Regions from separate parts of the Homo sapiens genome. Here region 2 is linked to region 1. A link is a loop called in an ENCODE intact Hi-C map of the cell type or tissue named here. Cell type or tissue: heart right ventricle. All regions are shown on one strand. Each heading gives the region's core, and the rest is flanking DNA. Links, peaks and the distances in the headings are about the cores only.

What was found. Hi-C counts contacts between places; a loop is a spot of excess contacts. Peaks named below come from ENCODE experiments on the same cell type or tissue, not always from the same donor. Only the 100,000 strongest peaks of a DNase experiment are listed, where the experiment ranks them.
Region 2: it touches region 1 in a loop (3-fold over the local background); 13 of 110 quality-filtered maps call a loop at or near these places.

The regions. Positions count from the first base shown.
Region 1 is chr14:105,196,095-105,198,986 of GRCh38, reverse strand. No RefSeq gene overlaps it. Among named protein-coding and RNA genes, the nearest start is that of NUDT14, 16 kb to the right of the region's middle. RefSeq lists enhancers at 1,544-2,325, 2,326-2,892. In heart right ventricle, for the core only: no CTCF peak of the experiment used is centred there; DNase peaks (open chromatin) are centred at 1,526 and 2,394; H3K4me3 peaks cover 1,344 bases; H3K27ac peaks cover 2,500 bases; H3K27me3 peaks cover 1,875 bases.
Region 2 is chr14:105,479,747-105,482,638 of GRCh38, reverse strand. CRIP2 (cysteine rich protein 2) reads right to left here. Exons shown (of 8, transcript NM_001312.4): 8 at 2,477-2,892. Among named protein-coding and RNA genes, the nearest start is that of CRIP1, 5.7 kb to the left of the region's middle. RefSeq lists enhancers at 223-542, 1,323-1,432, 1,101-1,822 and a silencer at 1,563-1,712. In heart right ventricle, for the core only: CTCF peaks have their summits at 528 and 1,610 (motif pointing left); DNase peaks (open chromatin) are centred at 538, 1,268 and 1,608; H3K4me3 peaks cover 1,893 bases; H3K27ac peaks cover 2,500 bases.

The DNA.
Region 1 (2,892 bases), core at 288-2,787:
GTGGCAGGCAGGTATCCACTTGACCAGGCTTCGGAGAGGGTTCAGGGGTACCCAGGAGAGGGGGGTGCTCACAGCACATGGTAGGGCACTCTGGGGCTGGCTCCTTGGATGGCGGGGCCCTGGTTGGGCAACGATGCTCAGAGCCCCTGAGCCAGAAGGCAGCCTGCAGCACCCCAGCATTTCTGGCATACTGTGGTCACCACCCCAGCCCACCAGCAGGGGCCCAGGGTGATCATGCTCAGCACCACCGCTGCCAAGGTGGTCCTGTAGGACCTGCATAGGGGAGCTTCCCTAGAGCTCTGGTCACAGCCCCAGCACCCTCTCCCTGGTACCCCCACCTGACCTGACTCCTGGGGACCCCAGCAAATAAGCAGTCACCACTATCCACCTGCCCTGCCATGGCTTGCCACCGCCTCCAGGTTGCCACTCCAGAGCCTTGCTCCTGTCCCTGGTCCAGCATGGCCTCAGCTCCTGCTGTCCCCACCTGTGCCCCTGGGACTCCTTGCCCTCCCTGTCAGCACCCGGCTTTCCCCTGACTGGGGTCTATGCCCCGCTGTCCCTGCCTGTCACGCCTTTCCTCTGTCACCTCCTCCCTTGGCAAACTCAACCCAAGTGCCACCTCCAAGAAGCCTTCCTTGCCACCCTCACCCCCATGGCTGGGCCAGAACCTGCTCTGGGACCTCTGCAGCTGGCAAGTGTCTCTTTGTCCTGACTCTGCTCACCTTGTGTCATCCCTGTCCTGGCCAGTGGCTTGCTGAGGGAGGGGTCTGTGGCTGGTAGAGATGATGGCAAGAAGTGCCATGGGCTGGACGTCTGTCTGGGGCTTGCCAAGACCAAAGTGGGCCTGGGCTATCTCATCCTGCCCAGAAGAGAGGGGCTGCCTCAGTTTCCCCAAACCTTGAGTTCTTGCTCCTCCTTCAGCCCCCAGCCCCTGACCCCTCCCAGTGCCACACCCCTCCTGTGTGATTATCTAATCCTGGGGCAGCCAGGTGCCAGGCTGCTGCGGGAAAACGCTGAGACACCCCAACCCCTCCCGGCCCTTGCCCTAATGACAGCTCTGCACCTGCCCACACAAAGCCTTCCCAGATTCGAGTGGGAACGTGGTGCCCCTGAGCCCTCTGGAGCCAGCACAGCGCTGACTCCTGATCTCCCTGGGTGCTCAGGCCTGGGGATGGGGGACAGGGAGCCGCCTCTTCACTGGTCCTAGGTTCAGTCTCTGCCAACACAGAGCTGCCCCAGGCCTCGGGAGGAGGTAGAGTCTTCAAGGAGAGTCTTCCGGAAACATGGCCCTCGAGGACTCGGAGGCTGTCGGACAGTCCTGCAGAGTCCAGGGGGGTGGGGGGTGGGCAGGAATGTGGCCTCTCCCTCCCGATGGCCCTGCCCTGAGGCCCAGCTGGGGAGGATGTTCCTTGGAGCAGACCCCCCCCACCCCATGTCCCCTTGCCGCATACACAGGCATGAGGCCCAGGCTGCCCCTGGGGACAGCAAGTGACCGAACCCTGCAGAAAGCCAGGAGATGCTGCAGCCACGTGGCCAGCCCTCCCTGGCTGTCATTCTGTCCAAAACAATGCGAAGGAAACGCAGCCAAGCCCTGAGGCTCTCCAGTGTCATGACGTCTGGTGCATTTTGGGGAAATACCAAACATCACGCCCTCTTAAAAGCGCGGCTTCCTTGGCGTGCACAAGGGCCAGGCTCTCAGGCAGCTGGGTAGAGTCTGGCCCCCACATACTCTCGCCCCCCACCCCGACCCCGCCTGCCCAGGGCTTGGGCCGGACCCCCAGACCCCAGGGCGGGGTCAGGTGCAGGGACGGGGTCAGATCATAGAGGGCCCAGACTGCGGGACCCGCCGTATCCTAGGGGTTCAGATCTCCGGGCAGGGTCAGGTGCAAGGGGCAGGGCCAGATCCCAGGGGGTTCAGTTCGTCGGGGGAGGTAGAGGCGGGGCCAGATCCAAGGGGGGGTCAGACCGCGGGGCAGGGTCGGGGGGCAGGTGCTAGGGTGGCTCCCCGGTGCGCTCCTGGGATTGGTCCCGGGCGCTGGCTCCTCTTTAGTCCCCAGCGGGGCGGGCACGGCCCCCTGAGGCCGCAGCTGAGCCTCCCACTCCCGGCCTGCGGTCCCGAGTCCCGGCCGCACCTGCCGAGGCCCAGGCCGCGAAGGAGGGAAGGCCGAGCCGGGCATTAGCCCCCGCGCCGGGCGCCGCGGGGAGGGTCTTATCAGCGCGGGCAGCTGGCGGCCTGTCCCTGCGCGAGCGCCCCGGCCCAATTCAATGGCCATTGTCCGCCGGTCCCTTTGTTCTGAGGTGTCCGCTTCCTGCCAGGCTAGGAGCGGGCGGGCAGGAAACCCTCCGAGCCGAGGCCCAGACGAGGAGGCCGGCCCAGCCTGGGGTCAGAGGCGACGGCAGACCTGGCTCGGGGCTCCCGGGGGCTGGGGAGTGAGGCTGGGGCTCGGTGTGCGGTCTGCAGGGCGGGGGCAGGAGCGGGATGTCCCCTCCAGGGGGACACTGTGAGGGCGGGGCTCCCGCCTCCAGATCCTGCGGCGCTGGGGGCGGGTGGAGGAAGGAGGAGGAAGACCCTGAGACAGAGGGTGCCCCTCCCAGCTCTGCAGCCTTCCTCTGCTCCCTGCTGGATGACAGGCTCAGAGAGAGCGAGGGCAGGCTCAAGTTTCAGGGTCGTGAAAACCCAGCGCCCACGGCCTCCCATGCGGAAGACGCCCACCCAGGACCGTGGGCTGGGAAGAGGGGCTGAGGCCTGGGAGGGGAGTGATGCGGCCAGGGTTCATCCCTCCTTCACGGGGGCCCTGCGGCGCTCCTGACCATCTGAGGCCGTCTCCACCCCCTCGTCCTCTCTCCCCTGTGCTCCACGCTGCCCATTCACCAGGCCCCACAGGTTCGCCC
Region 2 (2,892 bases), core at 214-2,713, 280 kb before region 1:
GCCCCACAAAGATGCCTGGCTGGGGGCACCAGTGAGGGCCCCACCAGCCCAGGTTGGAGTGGGGGATACCTTGGAGGGACCTGGCCAGGAGACACGGGAAGACTGGACAGTGGGGGTACAGACGGGGAGCGGCACAGCTCGGTTCAACAGAGCGCCGGGGTGTGAGCTTAGCCCCATGGGGCACCAGGGCCTTGTGGATCCCTGGACTTGGTTCCCAGGGGTTCTGAAGGGGAGGGATGGAGCAGATAGCATTTCAGAGCCGCCTCACTGGCCAGGCATAGGTCCAAGTAGAAGAGAGTGAAGGTTGAGGGCAGAGCAGCCCCCAAGGCAGGGACAGAGAAGCAGGCACGCCCAAAGGCAGAAGAGCCCATTCCAGATTCCCCTCCCTTTTAGGGGATATCTGGGTCTGTGGGCACCCAAGGGAGCACCTGGCTGGCAGGCGGCTGGGAGGGCATAGCTTCCTGGAGCTGGAGACACCAAGCGAGCCCTGTTAGTGCCGTGGGCACCCAGCCAACCCCAGCAACACCGCCTAGCGACGCAGTCCAGACAAACAGTAGCAACAACCGCCCCGGTTTCCATGACAATGACTTGGAAACAAACACGGCAGGCAGGCGTCATCCTCAAACCGGCCCCGCAGGAAATGGTCCTGCCCCAGCCAGACCTGGGGTCGGGGGTGCTGCTGTCCCTGGCGGGGTCAGGGGCTGATCTCTGGAGGAGACCCCTTACCCACATCATCCCCGCAACCGACCCTGGAAGGTCTTCTGGCACACAAATCCCCCACCGCCGCCCAGGTTTTAGAGAAGGGCACACCACCCACCACTCTCCTCACGACATAGTTTCCACTGGAGGCTCCCAAGGGAGGGGGGTCCAGCTGAGCCCTCCAGTCCCCCCCCCGCCCCCCGCCCCGCCAAGCTGAAAGCAGGAATTTCCCATGCAACCCTGGGAGCCCGCAGCAAGGGCGGAGACGGGCACTCCGGAAATTCTCAGTTCTCCCGAAACAACCCCCCAACACACACAAGGAAGCCTGGGCCTGGCAGGAGGGGATGAGAAGGGGAACCATCCCAGCCTCTCCTGTGAGCAGGGGTCTGGAACCTGCCTGATCCTCCCCTCTGCCTGGGGTTGGGGACTGGCCGTCCCTTCCGCAACGTCAGGCCCCGGGGGTTTTGGCTGAATTCCAGGTGGGAGGAGACCGCACTGGGTGCCTGGCTGGAGGGCAGCTGTGGTACGGCTGGACCCCGGAGCCAGCCCAGGCCCCGCCAGGACATGGATGGCTGCTCTCGGGACAATGGGCTCAGCATCCAGGCTCAGCTCCGTCTGAGCCCATGGGCTGGAGGGTGGCCAGGCAGGGAGCTGTGCCAACGGCTGGGAGCAGGGAAGAGGCGTAAAGCCCCGGCCACCCTGTAGCACTGGGGACAGGGGCCTGGAGGTGGCCAGGTCTGAGTGCCCCTCACTGAAGGAAGGGCCAAGGCAACTTCGGTGTGGTGCCAGGAGCAGAGGAGCATAAACCAAGGTGGGAAGTCCAGATGGCGCCAGGACAGGGCTCAGCCACTGGGGAAGGTCTCCACGTTTCTGCTCTGTGCTGCCAGAATGGGACAGTGCGCCCTCTAGTGGGCACCCGAGGAGTGGCGCACAGCAAAGGCGGGGCGCGGGGGAGGGGAGAGCTCCTTGGAGCCGCCAGCGCCCCTGGCTGAAAGGGCAGAGCCTGGACCATGAAGACGCCAGGGGCGAGTCGGTCATCACTAAAACCTTCACCAGAACACTTGGGCAGGGATTCTGTCCCTGGGCCACACCCAAGGCAGGCCTGTCCACAAAAGCCTGTCCATCACCCTATGGACAAAAGCTGGAAACAGCCACGCTGAGCCTCTCCAGTCCTTGCTCTGACCAGAGCCCCCAAACCCTCCTGCGCATCCCAGTCCAGTCTGGGGCTGCCAGAGACCTCTGTCCCACCCGACCTTCGCCGGCTTCCCCATTCTCTGCCCAGGACCCCTCCTCTGGTCCCCGGCCCCCTTCCCTCCTCAGCCACACTCTGCTCTCAGGGCGGACCCCTCCTGCGCTTGCCAGGGTCCACACACCCAGGCAGCTCCGGGTTCTCAGGCCTGCTGTTGGTATTTTCAGGGTTCTAGGTTCAACTTTTCTCCAAGGCTCTGTCCTCCATGGACCCCACCCTCACCTGACCCTGGCCAGGACCCTGGCCCCGGAATGCCTCCCACCTTCCTTACCTCCCCACAGCCTGGCGTTCTTACTGCCTCCCCATCTGGGTGGGCACCACCACCCAAACCGGAGACCACGCTCCCCGCCCCCATCCCTCCCTCCTGCTCAGAAACATCCCAGGGCCCCACCTCCCACTATGACCCCCAGGAGAAGAGCCCACCCCCACTAGCAGCCAGGCCCAGGGGTGTTGGCTGGGAGCACGCATGGACCGGAGAAAGGGACCCTGGTCTGGGATTTGCATCCATCCCACAAGCAGAGACAATCCTGCAATCCTCAAACCGTTTATTGACAGCACAAGGCTCAACAGCAGGTGAGCCACGTGAGGGTGGCGAGCGCTTGCGAGGCAGTGTGGGCACCAGGCAGGGGATCCCGGAGGGAAGCCCTCTGCCAGGGACATGGTGAGGGCGTGGCCATCACCCACGAAGGGAGCATAAATAACACTGGCAGGTGGGTGGGCAGCAGGAGAGGGAGAGCGGACAGCGCCACGGGGACACGCAGGGTCGGCGGGAAAATGCTGGGACAGGGTCACACGGGGATTCGGACACGCAGACACAGAAGGGATCATGGGACGCCCAGAGGATGCCAGAGGGGGCAGACACACCAGAGACTCGGGGATGGGCATGGTGCTCTGCCCGTGGCTGCCCCTCCTCCAATACTCGCCCTGGGCTTGCAGGCAGGACT